Regions from separate parts of the Homo sapiens genome. Here all the other regions are linked to region 3. Evidence: read pairs that join two places in POLR2A ChIA-PET (ENCODE). Cell type or tissue: CD4-positive, alpha-beta T cell. All regions are shown on one strand. Each heading gives the region's core, and the rest is flanking DNA. Links, peaks and the distances in the headings are about the cores only. Region 1 has its middle 9.4 kb from the start of ZNF484. Region 2 overlaps ZNF484 (zinc finger protein 484). Region 3 overlaps FGD3 (FYVE, RhoGEF and PH domain containing 3).

What was found. ChIA-PET counts read pairs that join two places held together with the same protein. Peaks named below come from ENCODE experiments on the same cell type or tissue, not always from the same donor. Only the 100,000 strongest peaks of a DNase experiment are listed, where the experiment ranks them.
Region 1: POLR2A ChIA-PET joins it to region 3 with 16 read pairs; 5 of 35 experiments call an interaction of 5 or more read pairs at or near these places.
Region 2: POLR2A ChIA-PET joins it to region 3 with 14 read pairs; 4 of 35 experiments call an interaction of 5 or more read pairs at or near these places.

Annotation. Positions count from the first base shown.
Region 1 is chr9:92,882,200-92,892,736 of GRCh38, forward strand. It overlaps the pseudogene SPATA31B2P. Among named protein-coding and RNA genes, the nearest start is that of ZNF484, 9.4 kb to the left of the region's middle. RefSeq lists enhancers at 418-935, 936-1,452, 8,922-9,422. In CD4-positive, alpha-beta T cell, for the core only: no CTCF peak of the experiment used is centred there; DNase peaks (open chromatin) are centred at 5,202 and 5,992.
Region 2 is chr9:92,844,627-92,855,163 of GRCh38, forward strand. ZNF484 (zinc finger protein 484) reads right to left here. Exons shown (of 5, transcript NM_031486.4): 5 at 1-3,925. The coding sequence ends at 1,602. Among named protein-coding and RNA genes, the nearest start is that of ZNF484, 28 kb to the right of the region's middle. In CD4-positive, alpha-beta T cell, for the core only: CTCF peaks have their summits at 6,465 (motif pointing right) and 6,668; a DNase peak (open chromatin) is centred at 6,465.
Region 3 is chr9:92,957,866-92,968,402 of GRCh38, forward strand. The region is part of intron 1 of FGD3 (FYVE, RhoGEF and PH domain containing 3); the gene reads left to right. Among named protein-coding and RNA genes, the nearest start is that of FGD3, 16 kb to the left of the region's middle. RefSeq lists enhancers at 6,128-6,247, 6,528-6,637, 7,274-7,905. In CD4-positive, alpha-beta T cell, for the core only: no CTCF peak of the experiment used is centred there; DNase peaks (open chromatin) are centred at 3,936, 4,296, 6,346, 6,616 and 1 weaker place; H3K4me3 peaks cover 4,633 bases; H3K27ac peaks cover 7,601 bases.

The DNA.
Region 1 (10,537 bases), core at 1,449-9,448, 76 kb before region 3:
GATTCTGAGAATAAAAATCCCTGGTACATAGCCAAAATTTCAGAGTCAACTTCAGATTTTCAAGGGCCATAAAATAGGTAACCTCAAGCCACCAACTCCAACAGATAAAAGGAACCAGGTAATATGTGTTCCAGGGAGAAAGAATAGAAAATTGGCTGAGTTCTATCACTGACAAAACTTAGCGGGAAGGAGAGATCTGGAAGGTGGGAAGGTGGAGGGATCCCCGGCTTGGGGGGTGGGGAGGGGCTGTGCTTCGGTCTCCCCCTCCTACTGCCCCTCCCCAACAAAGGAGCCCTTTGTGATGTGAAGGCCCAGCTCTGTGATGCAGGCCTGGGCCCCAGTCCCTAGCCTCCACGGGGATGCCCAGAGCTCAGTTGCTTGAAAGCAATGCACCTATTCACATGGAGAATCTTCCCTTTCCTCTAAAATTACTTAGTCCCTCATCGCTAAACACCCCCAGCTCCACACCATGGGTGTTGGATATCTTCCTCACCTTGGTGTTTGCCCTGGGGTTCTTCTTCCTATTACTCCCCTACTTATCTTACCTCCATTGTGACGATCCACCCTCACCATCGCCTGGGAAGAGAAAGGTAAGGAGCCCTCAGTCCAGACCCACAGAGCTTGATTCTCTCCTTCCTTTTTATTATTAGTTCCACTTTTCCAAATCCAGTGGAGGGACTTCTGCGATGGGAAGTCTCAGGAGAGACCGGAACATCATGCTTCCAGGGAGAGGCAGGGCAGCCAGGGGTTGGTAGGGGTAGATTGTGTACAGGGATTTCCATCCCAAGCCCTCAGTCCATCTGTTGGGGAGCGCAGGAGGCGTGAAGGCAAAATCAAACCCGTGGGCTCAGCGGCCAGGAATGGTCATGAGACGGGGGAGGTCTCTGGTCATGAGACAGGGGAGGTCTCTGTCCGAGGCCAGGCCCTAAGCCCTGGCTCATCAGCCCCTTCCTGGGGCAGGTGGCTTGGGGCCCAACCTCCTCTGTGTGGGGTGATATGGGGCCTGTGCTGGGCCCCCAAGGGCCTCCCACCGGGGCCTGGCATCTCCTCTTGTCTCCTGGGAAGCAGAATCCTACCTGACAGCTCAGTGGTGCCTGTGGGCCTGAGCCTGGGTGTTCCAGGAGCAGAGGAACAGGGACTGATGGCGTCCATGGTGGACCTCATATTGAAAATCCCTCTGTGTGTGTCTGTGTGTGTGTGTGTGTTATTTTTATTTATTTTATTTTATTTTATTTTTTGAGATGGAGTCTCACTCTGTTGCGCAGGCTGCAGTGAAATGGAGCGATATCTGCTCACTGCAACCTTTGCTTCCAGAGTTCAAGCTATTCTCCTGTCTTAGCGTCCTGAGTAGCTGGGGATTACAGGTGCCCGCCACCACACCTGGCTAGTTTTTGTATTTTTAGTAGAGACAGGGTTCCACCATGGCCAGGCTGGTCTCAAACTCCTGACCTCAGGTGATCCACCCACCTCGGCCTCACAAAGTGCTCGGATTATAGGCATGAGCCACCGTGCCTGGCCCCCTCTTCCTGTTTTTCTAAGAAGAAAAGCAGTTTATCATCCATTTAAACATGAATGGGAGGAAGCACACAGAGCTCCCTGAGCAAGACAGAGAGAGCCATGCGGTTCATGAGTGCAGAGTGCTGCGGCTGGGCTGGGGGTGGAGAGGGAGAGCCGGTCCTAGCTCCTCGCCATTTCTTGTCTCCCAGTGTCATCTTGTCTCCTCGCGTCATCTTGTCTCCCAGTGTCCAGTAGGGCAGAGGGGGATGCCCAGAGGCAGGATGAAAAACCACAGTCTTCAGAGGTAAGGCTCTGCCAGGGCACACTAGAGTTAATTTGATCTCGTCTGTCCCTGAGGGAACTGACTCTGAAGAAGTCAGTTGAAGAAGCCTGAGGTGGGGGCTCCTAGGAAGGAAATCAGAACCCCGGGTCCTTCTCAGATTCCATGCCGGAATGAAGCCATGGTGGGCCAGGGACTGAGCGTTACCCAGCAGGGGGCAGTGTGTGTGTTCTGGGGAGACCAATGCCTGCCTGGATGCGGAGGGGGTTGAGGGGGCCTCCCGCTCCCTGGGAACAGCTGTTCAACTCTGCTAAGGCTGATTCCTCTTTGAGACCACCCCAGTCCTTTCTCCACACAGGGCAGTTGTGAGGACTATGGGGGTGGGGGGCCTGTTTGTGGAAGCCCTTTGTGAATGACAAAGCCCTGTCCTCCATGCCTTGCTATTACCATCGGGGCCATGTGGCTTTGGACACAGATGGGTGGGTTCCAGGGTCTAATTCCCCATGGTCTTCCCTGAAGAAACATACACTCAGCCTCCTGTGAGATCCCAGGCCCCTCCCTCACTGCCCTAACCCGGTCTGATTTCCAGCTTGTAGAGAGTGCCTGAGAGGCCTGGAGGAGACTTGGGACCTGCTTTCACAACTGCAGAGGTGAGGCACTTCCCCTTCCCTGCATCCTTCCTACCAGGGCTGGGATGCGACCTCAGGGCCATAGGCAGCCTGGAGCTGACCTGGGATGGGGAGACCAGGGGGACAGAGGATGAGAGTAAAGGCCTGGGGCAAGGGGTAGCAGGAGAATTGGGCAGTCAGGGTGTGGGGTGGTGGAGGGGCTGTGGCCCGAGCGCCCACTCTGACCTCCGAATCCACCTGCTCCTGGCTGCAGCTTGTGCCTCCTGTCTCCTGCAGCCTCCTAGGGCCACACCTTGAAAAAGGTGACTTTGGTCAGCTCTCCGGTCCAGACTCCCCAGGTGAGGTGGGCAAAAGAGCACCTGATGGAGCCTCCCGGTCCTCTCATGAGCCTATAGAAGATGCTGCTCCCATTCTCTCCCTGTTAGCTTCCCCGGATCCTTGAACCAAGCATCCTCAGGATCTGGCCTCCACCCCACCACCAGGCCCAATGACCACCTCAGTCTCCTCCCTAAGTGCCTCCCAGCCACCAGAACCTTCCCTTCTCCTAGAACATCCCTCACCCGAGCCACCTGCACTTTTCCCTCACCCACCACGCACTCCTGATCCTCTGGCCTGCTCTCCGCCTCCTCCAAAAGGCTTCACTGCTCCTCCCCTGTGGGACTCCACTCTGATAACTCCATCTAACTGTGACTCAGTGGCACTTCCACTGGACACTGTCCCTCAAAGCTTGACTCCACGTGAGGATTTGGCAGCTTCTGTCCCAGCCATCTCAGGTCTTGGCGGCTCAAATAGTCAAGTTTCTGCCTTCTCCTGGTGGCAGGAGACTACCAGAACCTGGTGCGTCTTCAATTCGTCAGTCCAGCAAGATCATCTTTCCCGCCACCCACCAGAGACCTGTCAGATGGAAGCTGGTAGACCATTTTTGCTCAGCTCTGATGGCCAGGATGTCGTGGGGATACAAGTCACAGAAATCAACATTTGAGAGGAAAAAGAAAATGATGGACGATTTCCAAAACAGCCCACAAAAGCACTTGAATGCTTTGGGGAATTTGGTTAAATCACTGGATGCTGAGCAGGACACCACAAGCCCAAAACCCTTCTGGAACATGGGAGAGAACTCAAAATAGCTGCCCAGTCCTCAGAAGCTCTCAGATCCTAGGCTCTTGCAGGAAAGTTTTCAGAAGAATTATAGCCAGCTTTTCTGGGGCCTCCCCTCTCTGCACAGTGAATCTCTGGTGGCTAATGCCTGGGTCACTGACTGTATGTAAGGGTCTTACATCCTTACATCAATGAAATGTCCAATGTCTGCCCAATTCAAAGGGAGACTACAATGTCCCCACTGCTTTTCCAGGCCCAGCCCCTGTCCCATCTGGGGCCTGAGTCCCAACCCTTTATTTCATCCACACCCCAATTCCGGCCCACACCTATGGCTCAGGCCCATCTTCAATCCTCTTTCCCAGTCCTATCTCCTGCTTTTCCATCCCCGATGAAGAACACTGGAGTAGCTTGCCCTGCGTCGCAGAATAAAGTGCAAGCTCTCTCCCTACCTGAAACTCAGCACCCTGAATGGCCTTTGTTGAGGAAACAACTATAAGGTGGGTTGGCTTTACCCCCTAGGGTCCAAAAATCTCAGGACATCTTTAGTGTCTCCACTCCTAACCTTCCCCAGGAAAGGGGACACCCATTCTGCCTGAGAACTTTCCAGTCAGTCCTGAACTCCAGAGCAACATATTGAAAAGTGGTTCATTCAACACCAGGGCAAGATTCAAGAGTCTCTGGATCTGATGCAGCTTTGGGATGAATTGCCAGGGAAAAGTCAGGCGAAGGGCAAACCCAGGTCCTGGCAGTCCTCCATGTCCACAGGTGAAAGCAGCAAGGAGGCACAGAAGGTGAAGTTCCAGCTAGAGAGGGACCTGTGCCCACATCTGGGGCAAATTCTGGGTGAGGCCCCGCAAAATCTATCCAGGGGCATAGAAAGCTTCCCAGGGAAGACTCTGGGGGTGACCTCTGAAGAGTCAGAAAGGAACTTGAGGAAGCCCTTGAGGAGTGACTCGGTAGGGATTTATTAAGACTCACGGACAGGAATCATATAGAAAACATCCTGAAAGCCCACATGGGTAAGAGGTTGGGCCAGACCAACGAGGGCTTGATCCCCGTGAGTATGCATCGATCCTGGCTTGCTGTCAACCAGGCTCTTCCCGTGTCCAACACCCACATGAAAACCAGCAATCTAGCACCCCCCAAAAGTGGGAAAGCCTGTGTGAACACAGCCCAGGTGCTTTCCTTCCTTGAGCCATGTACTCAACAGGTGCTGGGAGCCCACATTTTGAGGTTTTGGGCCAAACACAGGTGGGGTCCACCCCTCAGGGTCCTCAAGCCCATTCAGTGCTTTAAACTGGTTTCATCCTTGTGCAATACACAGCTTGCCGGTCCCTCCTCAGCCACCTGTGAATCTGGGGCTGGCTCAAAAGTTGAGGTGGCCACGTTCCTTAGAAAGCCACCAATGGCAAGTCTGAGAAAGCAGGTGCTGACCAAAGCATCTGTTCACATGCCAGAGAGGCTTCAGGCCTCCTCACCTGCATGTAAGCAGTTCCAGAGGGCCCCACGAAGGATCCCATCTTGGAATGATCATGGGTCCTTGAAGGCTCCTACAGCTGGACAGGAGGGCAGGTGGCCATCTAAGCCCCTCACATACAGCCTCACAGGCAGCACCCAGCAGAGCAGGAGCTTAGGAGCCCAATCTTCAAGGGCGGGAGAGACCAGGGAGGCAGTGCCACAACCCAGAGTCCCCTTGGCAACCTGTATGTTGGCAAACATCCAAACCACAAGTGAGGATGTGCGTGGTTTCGAGGCTCCAGGGGCCAGCAAAAGCTCTCTCCTCCCTAGAATGTCTGTCTCCCAAGATCCAAGAAAGCTGTGTCTTAGGGAGGAGGTTGTTAGTGAATTTGAGCCTGGAATGGCCACGAAGTCAGAGACCCAGCCTCAAGTTTCTGCCGCTGTTGTGTTCCTTCCAGATGGGCAAGCATCTGTTGTGCCCCATGCTTCAGAGAATTTGGCTTCTCAAGTGCCCCAGAGCCATCTCCAGAGCACGCCTACTGGGAACATGCGGGCTTCCCAGGAGCTACGTGACCTCATGGCAGCCAGAAGGAGCAACCCGGGGCAGGGGCACAAGGAGCCCAGGAACCCAAACTGTCAAGGTTCATGCCAGAGCCAAAGGCCAATGTTTCCCCCTACTCACAAGAGGGAGAACCCTAGGAAGCCCAACTTAGAAAAACATGAAGAAATGTTTCAAGGACTGAGGACTCCTCAACTTACCCCGGGCAGGAAGACGGAAGACAGAACACACCCATCAGAATGAAGGCATCCAGCTACTGCCATCAAAGAAACAGCCTCCTTCAATAAGCCACTTTGGAGAAAACATCAAGCAATTTTTTCAGAGGTTTTTATCAGAGAAAAAAAGCAAGCCAGCACCAGTCACTGCTGAGAGCCAAAAGCCAGTAAAAAACTGATCATGCATGTACAGCAGCAGTGCTGAAGCTCAGCGGCTCATGACAGCAGTTGGACAGATACTGGAGGAGAAAATACCACTTTGCCATGTGCGCCATGCCTCGAAGGTAAATCAGCACCAACAGCAGTTTCAAGCCCCAGTCTGTGGATTTCCCTGCAACCACAGGCACCCCTTCTACTCAGAACACAGCAGAATGCTGAGCTATGCAGCCAGCAGTCAGCAAGCCACCCTCAAGAGCCAGAGTTGTCCCATCAGAGACAGAGAAATTGATCAACAGACCTTGAAAAGTGTCCGGTGCAACAATGAGGGCCTTCACTGTCCCTCTTTCTGTCAGCATTTTAATCACAACTGTTTAACAAGTCTCTACAATGGTCCAAACTTTCCCTCATCTTCCTGTCTTCTTCCAAGTCCTCCAAACTCTCCACCCTCTGGCTGTTAGCCACTTCTGAACCTGCTTTTATATTTTCAGCTATCTTTGTCACAGCCTGGCAATGTAGAAGGAAAAAAGGCCATTTTCAGAGCAAACTTCAAGAAGACTTCAGATATTTGCATTAAAAAGAAGACCAGTGTTAACAGAGAACACGGTGGGGAAAAGTCATTGAAGGCATTTCATAGCTTCACTTCGCAGTACTAATTTTCTGTATGATCATAACAAAAGGGATTTAGTTGGCTAGGCTAACTAACTCAGGAAGCCTCCCCATCATACCAGAAGGACAAGCAGCAATAAAATGTTTCATATGGCAGGAGTAGGAGCAAGACAGAGAGGAAAGAGATATCATACCCTGTTATACAACCAGATCTCATGAGAACTCAGTATCACAAGGTCAGCATCAAGAAGAAGGTGCTTAACCATTGGTGAATGATCCACCACCCCACTCACCTCCACCCCCAACTGTTTCCAGGCAGAAAACTGATGCAGAGGCAGAGCCACTTGGAATACCTCTACTAGGGCAGTGCAGAAGGAACATATGGGCTTGAAGGCCCCATGCAGCAGGCCATCATCCTAGAGACATAGACCCACCAACAACCCACACCCTCAGTATGGAAAAGGTACAGGCACTTAACACCAGCCCAGCCCATGAAAGCATCCATGAGGGCTAAAGCCGGCAAAGCCACAGGTGCACTGTTCTAGTAGAGGTTTCCCATGAGCCTCTGCCTCTGCAGCAGGTTACTCCCCCTTCCTACTACCCACCAGCCTCCCACCACACTACGGCCAGGCTACTCCTCCCCACCCTCCCCACCCCTTTCTCCTTACACCCCCACCCTCCTCCCATTCATGATTAAATCACCTCCCACCAGGCTTCACCACCCAAATTTGGGATTACAATTTCACATGAGTTTTTCTAGCAAAACACAGCCAAACCATATTATTCCGACCTTGACCCTTCTGAATCTCAGGTTCTTCTCACAGGGTAAAATACAATCATGCCTTTTCAAAAGTTTCCAAAAGCCTTAACTCATTCCAGCACTAACTCAACTATAAAAAGTTCAAAGTCTCATCCGAGACAAGGCTACAGTATCTTCTGCCTATGAGTCCCTGAAGTTAAAACGGAGTTCTTTTCTTTCAAGGTACAACGATGGTACAGACATTGGGTAAGCTTTCTTAATCCAAAGGGAAGAAATTTCCCAGAAAAATAACACAAATGGGACCACAGGCCCAATGCACATCCAAAACCCAGCAGACCAGTATTCAATCTCACAGCTACGAAATTATGACGAGAACTATCAGAAGGACAGCATTAAGGAGATGGTATTTAACCATTTGTGAAGGATCTGCCCCCACCCCTGTCTTTCACCCCCAATGCCACCATAATTCCCCCCAATTCTCCCTGACACCCCCACCTTCCAACCTCCACTCTCCACCATGATTAAATCACCTTCCACCAGCCCCCACCTTTAACATTTCCCGTTATAGTTCCACATTAGTGGGACACAGAGCCAAGTCATATTATTCTGTCCCTGCCCACTCAAATCTCATGTCTTTCTCACATTGCAAAATACAATGGTGCCTTCCCTACAGTCCCCCAAATCTTAACTCATTCCAGCAAATGTCCAAAGCCCAAAGTTTTATCTGAGACAAGGATACAGTCCCTTCTGCCCATAAGCCTCTGAATTATAAAGCAAGTTAACTACTTCCAAGGTACAATGATTGTACAGGCAATGGGTAAGCATTCCCAGCCAATAGAAGAAAAATTGCCTGAAAGAAAAACAAACACTGATGGGACTCACAGGATACATGAACGTCCAAAATGCAGCAGGCCAGTCATTCAATCCTACAGCTCCAAAATCATCCTTTTGGAATCCTTGTCCCACATCCATGGCACAGGGGTGTGAGGGCTGGGTTCCCAAGGCTTTGGGCAGATATGCACCTGTGGGTTTGCAGTGATCAGTCCCCACTGCTGCCCTCATGGACAGCGCTGGTGTTGAGTGCCTGTAGCTTTTCCACAGAGAGGGGGTAAGCTGTTGGTGGGTCTATGAATCTGGGGTTTGGAGGATGGTGCCTCCCTGTGTGAGGGCTTCAATCCAATATGTCCATTCTTTGCTGCCTTAGTAAAACTTTCCATGAGGCTCTACCTCTTGGAAAGGCTTCCGCCTGGACACCCAGGCTTTTCTGTACATCCTCTGGAGTCTAGACGCAGGCTCCCAAGCCTCTAGTCTCTTGCTCTGTGCACTTGCTGGCTTAACACTATGTGGAAGCCATCAAAGCTTGGAGCCACTTCTGAAGCAGTGACCCAAGCTGTACCTGTGCATCTTTCAGCCATGGCTGGAGCTGGAGCTGCACGGATGCAGGCAGCAGTGTCCTGAGGATGCACACAGCAGGGAGGCCATGGAGCTGGCCCAGGAAACCATTTTTCTCTTCTAGGCCGCAGGGCCTGTGACAGCAAGAGTTGCTGCAAAGGTCTCTGAAATGCCTTCAAGGCCTTTTCCCCATTGACTTGGCTATTTGCACTGGGCTCTTTTTTATGCAAATACTCTAAATGTTCCCTAATTTTCCTCCTGAAAATCAGCTTTTCTTTTTGACCATTTGGCTAGGCTGCAAATTTTTTAAATTTTTGAGCTCTGCTTCTCATTTAAATAGAAGTTGCAACTTGAGGTCATTTCTTAGGTCGCACATAAGAACACAGGCTGTTCAACGCGGACAGGACACCTCTGGAGCTATGCTGCCTACATGTTCATTCCATCAGATACATCCTAAATTATCACCCCCAAGTTCATAGTTTCACAGATCTCCAGGGCAGGGTCACCATGCAGCCACGTTCTTTGTTAAGGCCAATCAAATGTAACTGTGGCTCCTGTTCACAGGAAATTCCTCATTTTCATCTGAGACCTTTTAAGTCTGGCCTTCACTGTCCATCTTTCTGTCAGCCTTCTGATCACAAGTATTTAACAATTCTTTTCAGTGGTCCAAACTTTTCCTCATCTTGCTGTTTTCTAAGCGTTCTCAACTCTCCCAACCTCTGTCTTTTACCCACTTCTGAACCTGCTTCTACATTCTCAAGATATCTTTGTCACAGCCTGGTAATGTGGTAAAAGAAGAAAAGTCCATTTTCAGGGGGAAAATTCATGAAGGCTTCAGATATTTGCATGAAAAGAAGCTGAGTGTTGATTGCTAAGACGATGGGGAAAAGGCCTTGAAGGCATTTCATAGCTCCACTTCACAGCACTAATTTTGTGTATAATCATAAAGAAAAGAGGTGTAATTGGCTCACAGTTCTGCAGGCTGTAAAGGAAGCATACTGGCTTCTGCTTCTAGGAGGACTCAGGAAGCCTCCCAATCATACCAGAAGTCCAACGGGCAAGGAGATGCTTCATATGGCAGGAGTAGAAGCAAGACTGAGAAAGGAAAGAGGTCCCACACCCTGTTATACAACCAGATCTCATCAGAACTCTGTATCACAAGGTCAGCATCAAAAAGATGGTGCTTAACCACTGGTGAAGGATCCGCCCCCCCACACCCACCTCCACCTCCCACCGTTTCCAGGCAGAAGCCTGCTGCAGAGGCAGAGCCAGATTCATAGACCCACCAACAGCTTGCACCCTCAGTGTGGAAAAGCTACAGGCACTCAACACTAGCCCAGTCCATGAGAGCAGCCGTGGGGCTAAAACTTGCAAAGCCACAGGTGCACTGCCCTAGTAGAGGTTGTCCATGGGGCTGTGCCTCTGCAGCAGGCGACTCCCCACTCCCAGTGCTTTATCATTCGTGAAGGATCTTCCCGCACCATTTTATGACTAAATTTTTTTCTACCTAGGCCCCACCTCTAATGTTAGGGAGTATAGTTCCACATGAGTTTTGATAGGGACATAGAGACAAACCCTATTATTCTATCCCTGACCCCACAAACATCATGTCCTTCTCACATTGCAAAATACAATCATGCCTTGCCAGCAGGAGTCTTAACTCGTTTCAGCATTAACTAAAAGTTACAAAGTCCAAAGTCTCATCTGAGTCAAGGCTACAGTCTCTTTTTCCTATGAGCCTCTGAAATAAAAAGCAAGTTCACTGCTTCTAAGGTACAATGATGGTACAGGCATTGTGTAAGCTTTCCATATCCAAAAGGAAGACATTTCCCAGAAAGCTTCTTATTTCTATCTGAGACCTCCTCAGCCTGGCCTTCAATGTCC
Region 2 (10,537 bases), core at 1,586-9,585, 110 kb before region 3:
GACAAACCAAAATAAAATATCATCAAAATACTAATAGAAAACAACTTTCAACTTAGAATTCTATATTCAGTAAAAGTATCCTTCAAAAATGAAGGCAAAATAAAACACTGCCAACAAATGAAGAACAATTTGTCACCACCAAACTCACAGTAAAAGAAATACTAAAGGGTGTTCCTCAGTAAGAAGCAAAATAATTCTAGAGGAAAACTTAAAGGACAGGAAGGAATAAAAAAGTAATTAAAATGATAAATATGTGGGTTAATTTAAATGGATATTGACTCAAATAATGATTGGCTATGTTCACCATGTACAGAATCCAAATATACAAAATTAATACCATATAAGAGACAAATAAATGAAATTATAATGTTATAACTTCTCCCCTTGTCCAGAAATGTTAGTACTAATTTACATTAGCTTTTAATCCATATGTATATTAGTATCTGACATAGTACATTTAAGGCAAAAAATTACTAGAGATAAAAAGAAACATCTAATAATGATAATGTGTCAATTAACCAGGAAGATTACAACAATTCTAAATTGTATGTAAAATCAAAGACAAAATATATAAAGCAAAAATTAGTAGCTCTAAAGGAGACAAATTCACAATTATTTGTAAAATTACAACACAGTTCTTTCAGTATTTGATAGAAGAAAAGACAAAAAAGTCTATTCAAATACAGAGAATTTGAAAAACAAAATTAATTAAGATTAGTTTGTAGAGATTGTGAGGAGATAAAAGGAGAAGTCTTCCAAATGTTCAACTACATTTTATCTTCTAAGGACACAAACTAAAATTCAAGATGCTTGTGTCTCATGGTAATCTAGCAAGTAACGAACATGTAGAGAATGTACTAACAAAATTAGTGGGAAAAAATTTTAGGATTTGATATCCATTTTCTTAATTTGTCCTATTTTTCAAACAGGAGTTGGTAACAACAACATCAAAAAAGTGCAGGTTTCTGTGGTGAAAGCTGAGGATCTAAAGTGCTGCTATCTAGACCTGGGTCCCTGTATCTAAGTTCCATGATCGTAGGGCCAGTTCTAAGGTAATAATATAGACTTTTGAGAAATAGGCAAAGAGCAATTTCAGACCTCTTGGCTAACTGCTGCCCCAGCATACGCCAACAGATATAACAATAAATAATGGTGACTTCCCAAAGAAAATTTTAAAAAAAGTAGAGTCCTTTCTTTCTGTCTTTAGTGTTTTCACAAAAACTGCTGATTCACTTTCATTATAGACCTAAATTGCCCTCTCTTTGCCTTGATCTCAGTGTCCTTAGGCTGCTTAGACAATGTAAAATTATCTCATCATACTACTCATTATGAATTTTTGCGGGTCAATATTGAATAGTTGTGGTACCCAGAACATGAAAAACTCAACAGCCATGAATTTATAAAACTGTTTGCCCAAAAAGTGAAACAAGAAAGACTGCCAATCATCTCCTTGCACATTTACTATTATTTGCAGGAGCTTGACAACACCAATATCAAGTAACCAAAGATGGCCACTATACATTGCTTAAACACTCTCAAAAGTGTCTCCCCATATGTGTAACTACACATCAGCTATATGATCCAGATGTTCATAATTCTAACTAGATAGAAGAAAGTTGGCCTTGGTCACCTTCTGAGTCCCCACACCATAATTGTGGCATGGAGCACTCTACTTCCCCATTGTCAGATTTCTGAGGCATACTGAGTTGTGGCTTCCAGTTTAAGGCTTTCCCCAAGTCACTGCACTTATAGGGTTTCTGTTTAGTATGAATTTTCTGGTGTTTAATAAGATTTGATCTGATGGTGAAGGCCTTTCCACACTCAGCACATATATATGGTTTCTCTCCTGTGTGAATTCGATGATGCTCATGGAGTTGTGATTTCTTAATGAAAGACTTGCCACAGTCACTGCATTCATAGGGTTTCTCTCCAGTATGAATTCTCCTGTGTCTATTTAAGTGTGACTTCTGGATGAAGGATTTCCCACATTCATTACAAATATAGGGTTTCTCTCCTGTATGAATTCTCTGATGCATAATTAGTGTTGATTTTCTTGCAAAGGCTTTCCCACATTCACTGCACTCATAATGCCTTTCTCCAGTATGGGATTGCTGATGTATATGGAGACCTGACTTCCTAGTGAAGGCTTTCCCACAGTCACTACATTTATAAGGTTTCTCTCCAGTGTGAATTTTCTGGTGTGTAAAGAGATTTGATCTGTCAGTAAAAGCCTTTCCACATTCAGCACACCTATAGGGTTTCTCTCCTGTGTGAATCTGCTGATGTACGTGGAGCTGTGATTTCTTAGTGAAGGATTTCCCACAAATACTGCATTCATAGGGTTTCTCTCCAGTATGAATTCTCTCATGTGTAATAAAATGGGATTTGTGGAAGAAGGCCTTACCACATTCAGTGCAAACATATGGTTTTTCCCCTCTATGAATTCTCTGGTGCATACTTAATGTTGACTTCTGAATGAATGCTTTCCCACATTCACTGCATTCATAATGTCTCTCTCCAGTATGACACTTCTGATGTATCCTGAGCCGAGACTTCCAGGTGAATGATTTTCCACAGTCGCTGCATTTATAAGGTTTCTCTCCAGTATGAATTTTTTGGTGCTTAATGAGATTTGACCTGTCAGTAAAGGCCTTACCACACACAGTACATATATAGGGTCTTTCTCCTGTATGAATTTTCTGGTGTATAATGAGATTTGTCTTGTGAGTGAAGACCTTCCCACATTCTGAACATATAAAGGGATTCTCTCCTGTGTGAATTCGCTGATGCACATGGAGTTGTGATTTTTTAATAAAGGATTTCCCACAGTCACTGCATTCATAGGGTTTTTCTCCAGTATGAATTCTTTCATGTGTGATAAAATGTGACTTCCGGATAAAGGCCTTCCCACATTCAGTACATACATAAGGTTTTTCTCCTGTATGGATTTTCTGATGCATACTTAGTGTTGATTTCCTTGTGAAAGCTTTTCCACATTCAGTACATTCAAAGTGTTTCCCTCCAGTATGAATTTTTTTATGTATATTAAGGTTTGAATTCTGAGGGAGGTTTTTCTCACATTCACTGTACTCATAAGGTTTTTCTCCAGAATGAATTCTCTGGCATCTGAACAGATCTGACTTCTGGATAAAGGCTCTTCCATAGTCACTGCATTTATAGTAATTCCCCTCATAAGGAGTTTTCTGACGGTTTGACTTGAGGGAAAAATCCTTCTCATATTCAGTGCATATTCCTGCATAAACCCTCTGACTGCCATCAAGCTGGGACTTCTGAGTGAAGACTGCCTCACATTCATGGCATTCATGCTGCTTTTCTTCAGCACAAATACTCTCATGTGCAAAGGCATGTGACTTCGGGGAGAAAACATTTACGTAGTCAGAAAACAAATAGAGGCTCTCTCTAGTATGAATTTTCTGTTGTTGAATGAGAGCTTGCTTATGATGCAGAGGTTTCCCACATTGGTTACATTCACAAGCAGTCACTTCTGTATGAGAATTCAAATGAGTGAAAATATCACCATCTCCAATAGTCTTATCAGAATTTTCTGTTGCATTGTTTCTATTATATAAGGTTATGATAGGCTCCAAATTCTTTCCACACGAGTTACAGTTATGGGGTCTTTTTCTTGAGGAAACCAGGTGTGTGTTTACATGAACTATTTCCCCAATGTCCTTATATTCAAAGATGCTGTCATTAGCTAGTGTTTTCTTGTTAATGAAGACAACACGACTTAAAGGTTTGTTCTGGTTTTCTCCACATTTTCTTGTGTGTTCATCGTCTTTCCACAATTCTTCTAAAATGGAATATGGGTCATCTCTTGTGAAGAGATTAATATTAATCTCAGACTGGAAAGAAACTTCTTCAGACATCCTCTGTTGTAAAGGTCCAAAACCAATGTCCCCATCTAAAAAAGAAAGAAAAGATAAGACTGACAAAAAGAACAATTAACAGAAAATAAGGCCAGGTGCGGTGGCTCATGCCTGTAATCCTAGCACTTTGGGAGGCTGAGGTGGGCAGATCACTTGAGGCCAGGAGTTTGAGACCAGCCTGGCCAGCATAGCAAAACTCTGTCTCTGCTAAAAAACACTCAAAATATTGTCTCTACTAAAAATTAGCCAGGCGTGGTGGTACATGCCTGTAATTCCAGCTACTCAAGTGGCTGAGGCAAGAGAATGGCTTGATGGCTTGAAGGCAGAGGTTGCAGTGAGCTGAAATTGCGCCATTGCACTCTAGTCTGGGTGACAGAGCAAGACTCTGTCTCCAAAATAAATAAATAAATAAATAAATAAATAAATAAATAAATAAATAAAAATACAATAGACCTTTGATTCAGGCCGGGTGTGGTGGCTCACGCCTGTAAGCCCAGCACTTTGGGAGGCTGAGGCAGGCGGATCACCTGAGGTCAGGAGTTGAAGACCAGCCTGGCCAACATGGAGAAACCTCATCTCTACTAAAAATACAAAATTAGCCGGACATGGTGGTGCATGCCTGTAATCCTAGCTACTCAGGAGGCTGAGGCAGGAGAATCACTTGAACCCAGGAGGCAGAGGTTGCGGTGAGCCGAGATCTTGCCATTGCACTCCAGCCTGGGCAACAAGAGCGAAACTCTATCTCCAAAAAAAAAAGAGTTGATTCAAGGCAGACACAGAGATATGAGAGAGACTATATAAATATAACAAATGTACATAAGTATTTTAAATATACATAAATATATAGGTATAATAACTCATTTATATATAATATGTAATACAATGATGTAGAGTAATAATATTAATACTAACATTTATAACATGATAAACAATATCATTTAGATGTGCTGTTCTAAGTTCTATATTAATTCACTTAAACTTTATCACGGCCCGGTGTGGTGGTTCATGCCTGTAATCCCAGCACTGTGGGAGGCTGAGATGAGAGGATTGCTTGAGCCCAGGAGTTTGAGACCAGCCTGGGAAACATAGTGAGACCCCCATCTCTACAGAAAAATGAAAAAACAATTAGCTGGGCCTAGTGGCACATGCCTATAGTCCCAGCTACTTAGGAGGCTGAAGCAGGAGGATCACTTGAGCCCAGGTGTTTGAAGCTGCAGTGAGCTCTGATCGCACCATTACACTCCAGCCTGGGTGACAGAGTGAGACTCTGTCTCTCTCTCTCTCTTTTTTTTTTTTCTTTTTTAAGACAGGGTCTCACTCTGTTGCTCAGGCTAGAGTGTAATGGCATGATCAGAGCTCACTGCAACCTCCACCTCCTGAGTTCAAGGGATTCTTGTGCCTCAGCCTCATGAGTGGCTGGAACTACAGGCATATGCCACCACAACTGGCTAATTTTTGTATTTTTAGTAGAGACGGGGATTCACCATGTTGGCCAGGCTGGTCTCAAACTCCTGACTTCAAGTATCTGTCCGCCTCGGCCTCCCAAAATGTTGGGATTACAGGCGTAAGCCAGCAAGCCCAGCCAAGACCCTGTCTCTTAAAAACAAAAACAAAAAGCACTTTATTGTAACCCTTTGCTGTTGGTATTATTATTGTTTCTAGTTTACAGATGAGGAAACTGAGCCACAGAAGAGTTTAGTTAAATTTGCCCAAATCAAATGTTTAGTAATTGGGGAAGAAGAGATTGCAATTCAGTGCAAATGTAGTAGAACTACATGGTGAGTGAGGTGTCAGAAGAACAAAGTGATAAACTCTGTGAAAAGAAGTATTTCTGAGTCTAGATTCTTTTCCTTAATCTGTAAATCCTCACAATCTTCCTGTTTTCTCTTCTCCCTATGATCCACTGTGCCCTAAATACCAATGTATTTATGTTTACAGTAAAATTACGATATCTTAGTCATCCTAACTTGGCCAAACAGAAAAATTTATATACATTTGTTATATTTATATAGCCTCTCTCATTTATCTGTGTTTTCCTTGAATCAACTCTATGTAACAATTGGTCTATTTTCTTTTGAGATGGAGCCTCACTCTATCACCCAGGCTGGAGTGGCTGGAGTGCAATGGCGCGATCTCGGCTCACTGCAACCTCCGCCTCCCGGGTTCAAGCAATTCTCCTGCCTTAGCCACATGAGCAGGTGGGACTACAGACATGTGCCGCCATACATGTATTTGTAAAAATACAAATTTTTGTATTTTTAGTAGAGATGGGGTTTCACCATGTTGGCCAGGCTGGTCTCAAACTCCTGACCTCAAGTGATCTGCCTGCCTCAGCCTCCCAAAGTGCTGGGATTACAGGTGTGAGCCACCGTGTCTGGCCTATGGTTCAATTCTTCATCCCTGGTTTGGGGTACTGATGTGATAAATGCATCTGGTAGAAGACATAACAGGAAAGAACTAGACATCAGAAGAGAAGACTGAAAGTTGTTCATCAAACCTGTGCCCTTCCTTCACAATATTAAGCTTGTAGCCAAGCACATGGCTGCTTCACAACACTAGGTTTGTTCAGCTTCATTTGTCACTAGGTGGCACTGAGTAACTCTTTTTCACTCATCAGTGGAAGTGATAAGGCCAATGTCTTAAGAAAGTGGGTTTGTCTCCTACAAACCTCTTCTTTTCCCACCAGTATATTCCAACTTGGCAGCACCCAGTTCTATGAAGCTGGCAATGCCCTAGGGCAGGGGTCAGAAAACTGAAGCCCTTGGGCCAAATCCAGGCCTCTATCCAAAAGCTAACAATGTATTTTACATTTTTAAATGGTCAAAAAATTAAAAGAAGAATACTACTTCACGACATATGAAAATTATATGAAATTCAAATTTCAGTGTCCATAAAGTTTTTATTGGAACACAGCCACACCCATACATTGATGTATTGTCTATAGCTGCTTTGGGGCTACAACTGCAGAAATAAGCAGTTGTGACAGTAGCCATATGGTCCACAAAGCCTATTTACTTTTGTGCCTTTACAAAAAATTTGTCAGCCCTTGCCCTAGGGGATGGTGGTACAATGACTTTCTAGAAACTTTGTCCCTGAACGGCCATGGAAACAGAGTTGCCCGGTGTTATGGCCATCGAAAAGGGACTAACACACATCTTTCCATTAGTCACTGCAGTCTATTTTATCAATGAACCCAAACATACAGTCTTTTCATTTTCTCCATTTAAGCTTCCTTTTTCTGATCTTTTGTTTCTATCAAAAATTCATTGTTCTTCATTAATCATTTGGGGTTCTCTGCTTTAAAAGCTAATTTCAAATTTCACCACAACTCTAGAGAGGCTCTCTTTTAACTTAAAAACAAACAACAAAAAGGTACTCTGAACCACTCATATTTATATTTGAATTGGCATAGATGTGCACGTTAACAAAAGTGTAATGCACAAAGACTGAAATTTTCAAGATTTCATGCAGTTATCCTCTTTCCAATTAGTTTTTCTAGCCCTTTGAATTGCTCCTAAAAGAAAAATTTTAAAATCTTTCTGAAATAGAGCAAAACGACCTCCTCTGCTTATAACACAAATTCAGGAATTTAATTTCACTATTTTCTACAGAAACTTTGCATTTTAATGTACAAGAGTAAAAGCCTCAGTTATCATGTAATTTAATGTAGGTTTCTCTGAATTTCTGGAGGTTGTATGCTGCAATAGGTCAAATTCAAGGAGTAAGTGAAAGCTGAGCACAAAATATGTGTATTATTTGGTTTTTTGTTTGTTTTTGTTTTTGTTTTTGTTTTCTGAGATAGAGTCTCACTTTGTTGCCCAGGCTGGAGTGCAGTGGCACGATCTCGGCTCACTGCAAGCTCCGCCTCCTGGGTTCACACCATTCTCCTGCCTCAGCCTCCCAAGTAGCTGGGACTACAGGCGCCTGCCACTATGCCTGGCTAATTGACCTTGTGATCCACCTGCCTCAGCCTAAAGTGCTGGGATTACAGGCGTGAGCCACCACGCCCAGCCTTTTTTTTTTTTTTTTTTTTTTTTGAGACGGAGTGTCGTTCTTGTCACCCAGGCTGGAGTACAGTGGCGCGGTCTCAGCTCACTGCAACCTCCACCTCCTGGGATCAAGTGATTCTCCTGCCTCAGCCTCCTGAGTAGCTGGGATTACAGGCCCCTGCCACCTCGCCTGGCTAATTTTCATACTTTTAGTAGAGATGGGGTTTCGCCATGTTGGCCAGGCTAGTCTCAAACTCCTGACCTCAGGTAATCCACCCACCTCAGCCTCCCAAAGTGGTGGGATTACAGGCGTGAGCCACTGTGCCCAGCCAAAATATGTGTATTATTTGAATACGCAGATAGATAACATAATAATCAAAGGGCTCGATGAAAAGGGAGAATTAAAGAAAATCTTAAAATAGGATAGAAATGGTTATAGAAAACAGGGACAAATGTGAATTGCAAATATGAGGCCATATTCTTTCTCTAGCTTACAAACCTACTGAGAGGAGAATCTGTCACATGTTAGATATTAAGTAGTAACTTTAGTTTTCTTCCATGTAGCTATGACAGGATAAACACAGCACACAATGTTTTAAGTAGTGAAATCTATCAGCAGCATCTGAGATGAAATAGTGAAAAAGAAAGAATGGGATTATCACATACAAATAGGATTAGAATAATCTAGGCATGAGAAAACACAGACATGGTTGTAGGTGATATGACTGGGAGGTAAGAAAGAGGCTTTTGTAAATGAGAAAAATAAGTAGAAAAGCAGAATGAATTATCTGAGAAGATGGATTAGAGGGAAAAGTAAAAAAACTCCAAGAGAAGATGACAACATTTTGAAAGGCAAGCCACCTGCTTTTACATGCTACATTGTATCTTGTCTTCCTTCACACAAACAGCCAGACCCTTAAATGCAAACAGTATTGGTCTTTCCCCTGAGTGCTGTATACAATAGGGCCAATGCCTGACTGAGACACACAAATAACAGTCACAGAGTAAAAGTTGTTCCCATGAGCCAATTATCACTCAGAGCTTATGCTGCAGCTGAGACACATAATCTAAGACACAGATTATGCTGGGCTGAGACACATGGACCTGGGCAACTTTAAGGAGGGCCCAAAGCCCTTACACCTGCCTCTAAATGTCCATGATAACTTCTAATGTAGGTTAGTTATGTATAGGACAGAGGCAAAGTGCATACTTGCCAGCAGGCAGTATAACCAGTTGGGAAGAGGAGAAAGACCCCTGTGGGGGTGGTCATTGCCTTGACATCCTGCTTATTGCCCCAGCTGTAAATGACCTGCAAGGAGAAATGGACCCCACCCCAAACTTGGTTCAGATGTCAAGAGTGACGATGAGACACACACAATAAGAGGGTGTAAAAAGATTTGTTACTCACATAATGAGGCTTTCTGGGGACAGCTCCAAGCAGGTCCAGATGGGGCTAGAGTGAGCAAGGAAAGGACTGTCTTGGGAGTTTATGGCAGGGGCGGGTGGGGCTGGGCTAACTATTCCCTTATGTAGTTGGAATTTCCCAGCAACAATGGAGGGAACTCATGGGCTTTTTTCTCAGTTTGTCCAGGAAAAAAAGAGAGAGAGATGAGGCTTAGAAAACATCAGCAGTTGAACATCAAAAATGAAGGATACAGAATGAGATGTTCAAAGTATTTTATTAGGGAAATACAAATTAAATAATAATTAGAAATTAAAACCCATCAGATTAGCCAAAATATTAAAAATTTGGATAATACTAGGTATGGGTAGGGATGTGGGGAACTAATACCCTTGTACAAAGTTCCAGGGACCGTAGAGTGACACAGCCAATCTGGAAAATAATGTGCTTATACCTCATCATATTCAATATTAGTATGCCCAATGATAAAGCAATCCCACTCCTCTTCCTTAAGAAATTCTCATTTCCGGCTGGGCGTGGTGGCTCCCGCCTATAATCTCAGCACTTTGGGAGTCCAAGGCGGGTGGATCACGAGGTCAGGAGATCGAGACCATCCTGGCTAACATGGTGAAACCCCGTCTCTACTAAACATACAAAAAATTAGCTGGGTGCAGTGGCGGGCGCCTGTAGTCCCAGCTACCGGGGAGGCTGAGGCAGGAGAATGGCGTGAACCTGGGAGGTGGAGCTTGCAGTGAGCTGAGATCATGCCACTGCACTCCAGCCTGGGGGACAGAGCGAAACTCCATCTCAGAAAAAAATAAATAAATAAATTATCATTTCCAGTAAGAATAATTCATGAAGAAATGTATTGCAGTACTGTTTGTAGTAGCTGAAAAACTGGACAAGTAAAATGGGGTATATATGTGCACTACAGAATGATATGTAGAAATTAGAATAATGCACTGCAACATGGACCAATTTGAGAAAAAAAAACTTGAGTAGGATATATAATACAGTACCATTTCTACAAATTAACAATGCCAACAACTCAGATTTTATAAATATCCCAGAAATTCAAGGATAAATGGCATAACATGTCAAATATATTAGAACAGTTGCCTCTTGGAAGGATAAAAATGAGTATGGAGACTGAGGATTAAAAAGAATAAATAAGAGGGGAGCCTTAAACACATTGATGATGATATTGACTAAAAACTAAGGCTATAATTATTAACTCAATCTTCTGTACAGGATAT
Region 3 (10,537 bases), core at 1,731-9,730:
AGATGAAGTTTCACTATGTAGGCCAGCCTGGTCTTGAACTCCCGACCTCAGGTGATCTGCCCACCTCAGCCTCCCAAAGTAGTGGGAATACAGGCCACTGCACCCGGCCGCCTTTGAAATTTTTAAAAAATATTTAATTTTTTTTTTTTTTGAGACAGGGTCTCATTCTGCCACCCAGGCTGGAGTGCAGTGGCATGATCTCGGCTCACTGCAACCTCCACCTCCCAGGTTCAAGTGATTCTCCTGTCTCAGTCTCCCGAGTAGCTGGGATTACAGGTGCGCACCACCATGCCCAGGTAATTTTTGTATTTTTAGTAGAGACAGGGTTTCTCTATATTGGCCAGGCTGGTCTCCAACTCCTGACTTCAGGTGACCCACCCTCCTTGGCCTTCCAAAGTGCTGAGATTACAGGCATGAGCCACCTTGCCCGGCCTTAAAGACTTAATTTTTTTATAGCAGTTTTACATTCACAGGAAAATTGAGAGAAAAGTACAGAGATTTCCCATATATTCCCTGACCCCACATATTCAGAGACACTCTCTTTATCAACATCCTCCCCAGAGGAGACATTTGTTACAATTGATGAACCTGCACTGACACATCATTATCACTTGGAGTCTATATGTGGCTGGCCTTTTCACGTTCCTAATGGTGCCTTTTGATAAGCAGAAGTTTTCTATGTTGATGAAACATATTTTCAGGTTGAAGAAGTTGTTTATAAAGTTTTTTTTGTGTGTGGCTTAGTGCCTTTTATACTCTAAGAAATCATTACCAACCACAAATTCATGAATATTTTCACCTATGTGTTTTTAGAAGCTTTACAGTTTTAGCATTCACAATTAAGGTTTGGATTCATTTCTAGCTATTTTCTGTGTATAGTGTGAGTAAGCAGTCAAGGTTTGTATTTTGGTACGGCTATCTAAATGTTCCATTACTATTTGTTGAAAGGACGTATCTTTCCCTATTGATATGTACTGGCACCTTCATTGAAAATCAATTGAACAAATGAATGAAAATCTATTAGTTCATTGATTTCCATTGATTTATCCTTATGTCAATACCACATTGTCTTGCTTTTGAAATTTATTTTATTTTATTATTTATTTAGTTTTGAAATGGAGTCTCGCTCTGTCGCCCAGGCTGGAGTGCAGTGGCATGATCTTGGCTCACTGCAACCTCCACCTCCCAGGTTCAAGCAATTCTCCTGCCTTAGCCTCTCCAGTAGCTGGGACTACAGGTGCCTGCCGCCATGCCTGGCTAATTTTTTGTATTTTTAGTGGAGACGGGGTTTCACCGTGCTGCCCAGGCTGGTCGTGAACTCCTGACCTCAGGCAATCCGCCCACCTTGGCCTCCCAAAGTGCTGGGATTATATGCGTGAACCACTGCGCCCAGTCAAAATTTATTGTATTATAGTAATTATTTTATTAATGAAAATAATTACTATAATAAAATTATTTTAGTTAATAAAATATAATTACTATAGTAAGTCTTGAAATAGGGTAATTGGTTGAACTAGTTCTCTGTTGTTGGACCTTCAGCACATCTCTGACATTGGGCAAGGCTCGGTGGGTGGCTCATGCCTGTAAATCCCAGCACTTTGCAGGGCTGAGGTAGAAGGATCGCTTGAGCCTGGGAGTTCAAGGTCAGCCTGGGAAACATAGCCAGAGTCCGTCTCTGCAAATAATAAAAACTTAGCCAGGCATAGTGCCACACACCTGTGGTCCCAGATACTCAGGAGGCTGAGATGGGAGGATCCCTCGAGCACAGGAGGTCGAGGCTACAGTGAGTCATGATCGGTCCAGTGCATTTCAGCCTGGGCAACAGAGGGAAACTCAGTCTCAAAAAAAAAAAAAAAAAAAAAATCAGCCCTAATAAGACTGTATAAAATGTCCTTGCTCATTTGTGTGGGTGTTTTGGAAGGTCGATGGCTGAAGCGAGTGTCCCTTATGTCTGCATGTCCCATGTCCTTGTGTCCCCATGCCCCCATGTTTCCAAGACCACACGTCCCCACGTCCCCTGTACCCCCATGCCCTCATTTCTCTATGTCCATGTGGCTCCACATTCCTCATGTCTGCGTGTTCTCATTCCTCATGTCCCCATAACCTCCACATCTCCATATTCTTCATGTCCCCGTATCCCTCACGTCCCCGAGTCCCTGTGTTCCCATGTCTCCATATCCCCATGTCTCCATGTCCTCATGCCCCATATCTCCATATTCTTCATGTTTCCATGTCCTCTTTCCCCATTTTCTCATGTCATGTCCCTGTGTCTTCATGTCTTCATGTCCCTATGTCTTCAGGTTCCCATGTCCACTTATCCTCACATCCCCATGTCTCCATGACCTCCACTTCCCATGCTCTCATGTCCCAAAATGCCCATATCCTCATGTCCTCTACGTCCTGTTGTCATGTCTGCATGTCTGCATGTCTCCATATCCCTCGTGTCCCCAAGTCCCCCATCCCCATGTCCTCATTCCCCCATGAGGACCCCTCCTATCCCCACGTCCTCATGTCACCCATAAACCAGCCCAGAGCAGAGTTTGCCTTATGCTGTGTGCTTGGTAAATATGAGCTGCCTTCCTCCTTAAACCTTCCATTCAAAGGCTGCAGAATAACCATGGGTAAGATGGCTTCCCTGAAAAAATGCACCCCAGGTGTCACTACTAGACGTCAGATGGACACTTTCCCCCACAGCGGATAAACTGGTAGCAACCCTGGGAAGGAATGGGGTGTAACAGCCAGGGCCAGCTGGGTGCCGTAACAGTCCCAGGCTTAGTCATAGTGCAGTGCTGGCAATGGGAGAGTTGTGGGGGCTCTGTTCCTTGTAGTCAGATGGGGAGCACTCACCCACCAGGACAGAGGCCCAGGGAGAGCACTCATCCACCAGGGAAGAGCCCCTAGGCCAGCTGAGAGAAATTAGGCCAGGGGCTGCTGAACAGGGTAGAGCCCCTGGGCTTCCCTCCTGGTAAGTGGGTGTTCCCCCTTGGCCTCTCTCCCAGTGGGTGATCCCCCCGGGCCTCTCTCCTGGTGGGTGGGCCCTCCACCCAGGCCTCTCTCCTGGTGATTGGGTGCTCCCCCTGGGGCTCTCTCCTGGTGAGTGGGTGCTCTTCCAGGCCTCTCTCCTAGTGGGGTGCTCCCCCTGGGCCTCTCTCCTGGTGGGCGGGCACTCCCCCTGGCTGACAGTTCTCTGCCCATAGGCTCTCTCCATCCTGGCCTCTGTGGTCCCACACAGGCCCCTCTGGGTCCTGGACTTCAGAGCTCCTCTCCCTGGCCATGGCCAGCTTTCCTGGAAGACAGGACTGGGGGTCCCTGGGACAAAGCAGGAGTCCTGGGGAAACCCCCTTTCTCATCAGAGGCACCCACCCCTCATGAAGTGAGCCACCTGGGGGAGGATGAGCAGCACCCTTGAGGGACAGGCTAAGGGACACTGGAGGCACAGGGCCTTCTCTGCAGAGCCTCTGACTCCACAAAGTTATTCAAGGGCTTTGAGATTGAATAGCACCAATGGATTGTCACTGTGGTCCCCAGGAGCCCTCCATGGTCACCAGGAGTCCTCCGGGGTAGAGGACTCATTTGAGCCATTGGAACATGAGTGAAATAATTGGTCAGAGAAATTGGAATATGTGTTGATACTTCCTGGTGGTTGCTTCTCCACTGTGGGCTGATCCCACCATTCCCCAACTTCAGGTCACCCTTGCCCTTTTTCATGATGAAAATACTACATCACTTTAAAACAATAGGAAACACTTAACTCTTTAGTTTTGATGGGTCAGTATTGGGGTGTGGCTTGGCTATGGCTTGGGGACCTCTCATGAGGCTACAGATGGTGGCTGGGGCTGCAGTGTCATCTGAAGGCCTGACTGAAACTGAGGATCATTTTCAAGGTGACTCATTCACACATCACAAGTTGTTGCTGGCTGTTGGCCTGGGGCCTTAGTTCCTCTCCGCATGGGCCTCTCTGCAGGGCTGCTTGAGCATCCTCATAACATGGCAGCCAGCTCCCCCACAGTGAGTGATTCAGCAAGGAAAGGCAAAAGCTGCAGTGTTATGTATGGCCTGGCCTTGGAAGTCACCTTCATCATTTCTGTAATGTCCTATTGTACAGTAGTGTCCACAGGTCAGCTCTATTCACAGTGGGAGAGGCAGATAACCAGCATTTGATGATCACTGGGCCATTGGGGGGCAGGCTGCCAAAAACATGTTTCTTTTTGAATGATGTCACTCCCAGGTGGAGGCACCACTTCCTCCCACTCACCCCAACCAGGGACGACAGGACACTTGGCCTCAGTTCTACTTTCAAGCCACAAACCCCTCCCCATCCTCTTTTTGTTCCTTACCTACCACAACCCCTCACCTTTCAGGTCACCACAGCCAGCCTGCTGCTGTGCTGCCAGAATTTATCATGACCCTCTTAGGACGACAGTTGTGTATTCCTAGTGTACCTGGGTTTGTGTCCCTGGTCCTAATGGGACCCCACTGCTGGCCTTCTGGCACAGGGGACCTCTGTAGAGGAGAAGGCTGAACCAGGTGGTGGTGGCAGGCACTGCTGTCCTTCCTGGCCTGGGCTGGAAGCATCTGGATGGTCCAGGGCTGCCTCCTCAGGGGGCAGGAGCCAAGACTCCAGGGCCCCGGCATTGACAGCACAGCAACGGTGATTCAGATGTTGGTGGCTGGGATCCCTTGAGTACCTACCATAGGCAAAGCCCTCATTTCTCACAAAAACTCCACCACATGCATCCCACATTTTCTCCATTTCATGGAGGAAGAATGGAGTCTTCAAGAAGTTCATCAGTGTCCGGGCATGGTGGCTCATGCCTGTAATCCCAGCACTTTAGGAGGCCGAGGCAGACAGATCACCTGAGGTCAGGAGTTGAGACCAGCCTGGCTAACATGGTGAAACCCAGTCTCTATTAAAAATACAAAAAATTAGCTGGGCATTGTGGTGGGCACCTATAATCCCAGCTACTTGGAAGGATGAGGCAGGAGAATCTTTGAAACCAGAAGGTGGAGGTTGAAGTGAGCTGACTTTGCGCCACTGCACTCCAGCCTGGGCAACAGAGTGAGGCTCCGTCTCAAAAAAAAAAAAAAAAAGAAAAGAAAAGATTAAGTTCAGCAATATGGCTGAGGCCACAGCACCCATGCGTCCGAGCTCAGGTGACACTGTCCACCCCATCCTTGTCACGGCTGGGTGTAGCTCTGCATCCTCACACAGGCAGGGAACTTAGGGACAAACTCCACATCACCTCAGCCTTTAGCTTTTGGGAGGGAGGGGCACACCACTGTGTCCTGAGCCTCAGTTTCCCTGTTGTCAGACGGGGATAACCATACTTCACAGGGGCATGAAGGGGCCCAATGAGTAACCATTCACAGGGCACCTGCGGCAGCACCTGGCACAGGGAAACTGAGGCCCAGAGAAATTGCTTTTATTTATTTATTTATTATTTTATTTTTATTGAGACAGTCTCTTTCTGTCCCCCAGGCTGGAGTGCAGTGGCGCAATCTCAGTTCACTGCAACCTCCACCTCTGGGGTTCGAGCGGTCCTCCCACCTCAGCCTCCTTAGTAGCTGGGATTACAAGCATGCGTCACAATGCCCAGCTGATTTTTGTATTTTTAGTAGAGACAGGGTTTCACCAAGTTGGCCAGACTGGTCTCAAACTCCTGACCTCAAGTGATCCTCCCTCCTTGGCCTCCCAAAGTGCTGGGATTTCAGGCATGAGCCACCATGCCCAGGTGAGAAATTGCTTTAAAAAAAATGAATATAAGCCTGGATTAACAAGCATTATTAAAATTGAGTCAGACTTTGCACTCTAAGCCCTTCAGGACCTGGTGTTATTATTTATTGATTCTCTCCCTAAAACAATGAGGGTGCCCTCCTGGTGGGGCTGCTCAGCGGGGCAGGTGCTGGGCCTGCTGGAGCAGCCCTCGTGGGTCAGGTCTCCCAGGAAGCATCTTGAAATATCTGTTTGCAGGGGGCCTCTTCACCTTCTAACTTGTGGCCATTTCATTGTTCCCAACCAAGAGGGTCTGAGGAAGCCTCTGATGGTGTGTTTCTGGGCTCACTCTGGGCTTGTCTGGTCTAGGGCCGGCCCCCTCATTCCCTGCTGGGCCCCTCCTCCCTGAAGATCTACACAGCAGATCTACTCACAAAAGTCCACCCAGCAGAAGCAGGAGGATGGTGGTTGTGGGTCCTCTGTGAGCAGCCCTGTTAACCTTTAAACCAGCACGGCCGCCGCAGCTGTGAGCCTAGCACCTGATCAGTGGAGAGCTGTGGATTGCATGTTTGTTTGCCATTGCCCCCGCCACCCTGCAAGTTGCACCTTCTAGAATCAGCAAGCCAAGCTCCTCTCACCCAGCGTAATGATGCGGAAATGCAAATGCACCATCATGTTGTGACCCATATTGCGAAAATTAGAAAAAAGGAAGTTGTGTTTCGCTATTGCACGAAGTTCAGCCCAGAGGAGAAACTCGCTCGCCTTCAGAAGACAGGTGAGTGGGCTTGGTCCTGAGGTGTTGGCCGAGCCCTGAGATCCTAACTGCTTTTGTGGAACTTTGGGGTGGTAGGAACATTCAGGGCAGGAGCCATTTGAGGGAGACGGATGTTTTCAAGGCAGGAAGTGGCTGTGGTGGCACGGAATGGTGTCTTGTTTTTGTTCTGTTGTCTTTCTCTGGGTTCCTGTAGCATGATGTGTAAAAATTCAGAGTTATTGTGGGCCTCGAATGGCAAGTGTGAAAAGCCTTTGTAAACTGCTGAGTGCTGGGACAGTGTTGCCTATCGTCTGGGGGTGGCTTAGGCTCTCACAAGATGAACGGTGCCTGCCCGTGTCCCCATCGAAGGCTGGCAGGGGCCTGGGTCCGAGGCTGACCAGATGCAGGGAGCCTTTTTCCATCGGCTGGCAGCGCACCAGCCAGGGCATCGAGACCACGGCCAGCCCCTCTCATGTCACCCAGGCCTGGGGGGCGGGGGGTAGCGCGAGCCTTCCTCTGCCTGAACAGAGGAGGGTGGTCCCAGACGTGTCCTGGGGGCTAGGCTTTCCCACACAGTGTGTCTCCAGAAGCTTCCTCTGCACTCTGCAGGTTAGATATTAGCAGATGCGGGCCTGTGTAGCATGGGGCTGTGAGGAAGGAGTGCTGCGCCCACCAAAGCCTCCTCAGCACCCCGTGCTGTGCCTGGCAGTGTGGGACAGTGGCGGGGCCACCTCAAGAGGTGCATGGACTGATGGCAGGGTCCCAGCGGCAGTGGCGGCACAACCCGATGCCACCGTGATTGTGCCCACTGTGCAGAGGGGGCCCGAGGGGCAGAGGCATGTTCGGGTCACACAGCATGGCCACACTCATCTGTAAAGTGGTGACTGAGTCGTGCCAGGCTCACTGTAGTTCGGGGCTGGACGTGCTTAGCAGGTGCCACTGCCATTCAGATCGGTGCTTGCCAACACCCAGGGCGGATGCTGGTCAGCCATTCTTGCAGGGGAGGAAACCAAGGCACACAGCTGACTTGCCCTGGGCCCCCCAGCCTGCAAAGTGTCTGACTGAGCCCCAGTACAAATCTTCACAACTTGCTCAGTGGCCCCAGAGCCGGGTGGGGCTGACCAGCTGGGTGTGAAAGGGAGGAAGTGGTTTGTCCCCAGCTGGGCTGTTACAGGAGGCCAGAGGAGGCCCCGGTTCCACTCCTCAGGGGGCGGAGGTCCACGTCTACACAAAAACCAGCACCATGCAGTGTGCAAGACCCCTTGGAATGACACGAGGCCGAGTGCCCTGCACACAGAGGCCTGCAGCCGTGTTGTACAGAGGTTAGAGCTGAAATGACCTTTTCCTGAGAAGCCTCACCACTGTCCGAGGATGGGCCTGACCTTCCTGGCCTGTGCCCCTTGAGGACTCCCAGGTTAGTCCCTGGGCTAGAAGAGTGACCTGGGAGTCACTGGTGCATGTGCTGGGAGCTCCCAAAGCATCCTCCCCACCTGCCCCGATAGGTCTATCAGGAGCCTGGTTTACAGATAAGGAAACTGAGGCCCCTCAGTAAGGGCAGTGCTGGGCAGGTGTGAAACCTAGACAAGGATGAGACTGGGCTTGTGGAACAAGGAGGCTCGGAGGCAAGCATGTGCCGAAAACAATGAACAAGGACAGGAGGAAGAGCAGAGCCGGGCACTGTGGTGCCTGCCTGTCCCTAGGCGGGACGACCGTCAGCTGTCGGGGCTGAGCCGGTCGGGAAGGAAACAGGATATGAGGACCTTCATTCATCCCTTACATTTCTCCCCGTGTCCTGCCTTCTTCTCTGCAGATATTGTGGGTCCTTGTAGGTGACAAGGGGCCCATTGTCTGAGGAGGGAGACAGGGACATGAGCCTGCCACGGTTTCATCTGGCTAGCTGCAAGGACAGTGCAGGGCAGGCCCTGTGTGAAATGGGGGCAGCCACATCTGGGTCTGGGGACAAGCTGCCTGCTGCCTAGTGACACGAACCTGTGCCCGTGGTGCCTCCGTCCCCACACGTGAGCTTCCCCACTCCCTCCTTCTGAGCTTGCTGCCTGCCGGTGAGTGTCCCTGGTCTCAGGAAAGTAACCCACAGGCAAATGGTTGCTGCATTTTCCCAAAAGCAAGTATTGAACCCCTAACAATAATCTCAGCCCTCCAGGACCCCCTGCTCTGTGCCACAAGGTGTGCTGTCCCCCAGCCCCACCCTCCAGGTGGGGGCACCGCAGACTCAGGCCTGGAGGCTGCACCTGTGGGCCCTGCCCGGGGCCCACCCCACCTGGGAGTCTGTATGAGGCCTCTGCCCAGGGTGCCAGTCTTCTGAGGAGCAGCGGTGGCTGTGCATGTGGACCAAGGAAGGAGGGCAAGAGTGTGTGAATGAGGGCTGAGCTCCGCAGCCTCAGAAAGGGACACTAAGGATCCCGCCTCCCCTGGACACCCCCAGCTGGGCAGGGAGGTTGACAAGGAGGCTGGCCTGGTACAGGGCCTTGCCCTTCGCACCTTGTCATTTTGGTGCAAATTCAAAAAACTTCTCATGAGAATCTTCTGCATATGTTTAAAAAAAGTTTTCTTTTTAAAAATGGCAGTAAAATACACATAACCTAAAACATAGCACTTTCATCTTTTTTCTTTTTTTTTTTTTTGGGGGGGGATGGAGTCTCACTCTGTCTCCCAGGCTGGAGTGCAATGGAGCCATCTCGGTTCACTGCAACCTCCATCTCCCAGGTTCAAGCGATTCTCCTGCTTCAGCCTCCCAAGTAGCTGGGATTACAGGCGCCCACCACCAAGCCCAGCTAATTTCTTGTATTTTTAGTAGAGAGGGGGTTTTACCATATTGGTCAGGCTGGTCTTGAACTCCTGACCTCAGGTGATCCATCTGCCTTGGCCTCCCAAAGTGCTGGAATTACAGGCGTGAGCCACCGTGCCCAGCCTCCTTCATCGTTTTTAAGTGATCAGTACAGTGCCCTCAGCACATTCATATTGCTGTGCAACCATCACTGCCATCCATCTCCAGAGCGTCTTCACCTTCCCAATCTGAAACTCTGTCCCTGTTAAACCCTCTCCATTCCCTCCCCTGGCCCTGGCAGCCACCATTCTGGTTTCTGTCTCTGTGAATTTGACTCCTCTAGGACCTAACGTAGGTGGAATCACACAGGATTTGTCCCTTTGTGACTAGCTTATTTCACTTAGCATAATGTCCTCAGGGTCCACCCCTGTTGTGGCATGGGTCAGAATTTCCTTCCGGTTTATTTATTTACTTATGAGATGGAGTCTCACTCTGTCACCAGGCTGGAGTGCAGTGGCGCGATCTCAGCTCACTGCTACCTCTGCCTTCCAGGTTCAAGCTATTCTCCTGCCTCAGCCTCCCAAGTAGCTGAGACTACAGGCATGCACCACCATGCCCAGCTAATTTTTGTATTTTTAGTAGAGACAGGGTTTCATCATGTTGACCAGGCTGGTCTCAATCTCTTGACCTCGTGATCCGCCCGCCTCGGCCTCCCAAGATGCTGGGATTACAGGCATGAGCCACTGCGCCCGGCCTCCTTCTGTTTAAGGCTGAACATGATTCTGTTCTATGGAGAGGCCACCTTTTCTTTATCCAGGTTTCTAGGGATGGACACTTGAGGGGCTTCCACCCTTTGGCTGTTGTAGGGAATGCTGCTATGTATGTGGGTGTACAAGTACCTGTTTAAGACCCTGCTTTCAAACCTTTTGGGAGAAACATTCTTGACTAGATGGACTCACATGGGAAACTGGTGTTGGTTTAAATGTGGCTGCCCTAAGAAAAGCTGCCGCATCCTTGGGAGAGGTAGATACCCCCCGCCCACCAGCCCCCGATTCCAGGCTGTCCAGCCTCTTCTCCCAGTCCACAGTCACAGCGTCATGCCAGGGCTATGGGTCATGAAGACTCATACAGTCTTAAACAGTAGAAGTAACTTGTTAAGGTGGCGGTGTGAGCCATATTTGTGAGTGTCTGCTCATGGCATGACTACAAACGGGGAGGTGCTGCGTTGATCTGCCTCCTCTTCTCCCTGCTCAGCTTGCCCTCACTTCCTGCCCTCTCCGAGGCC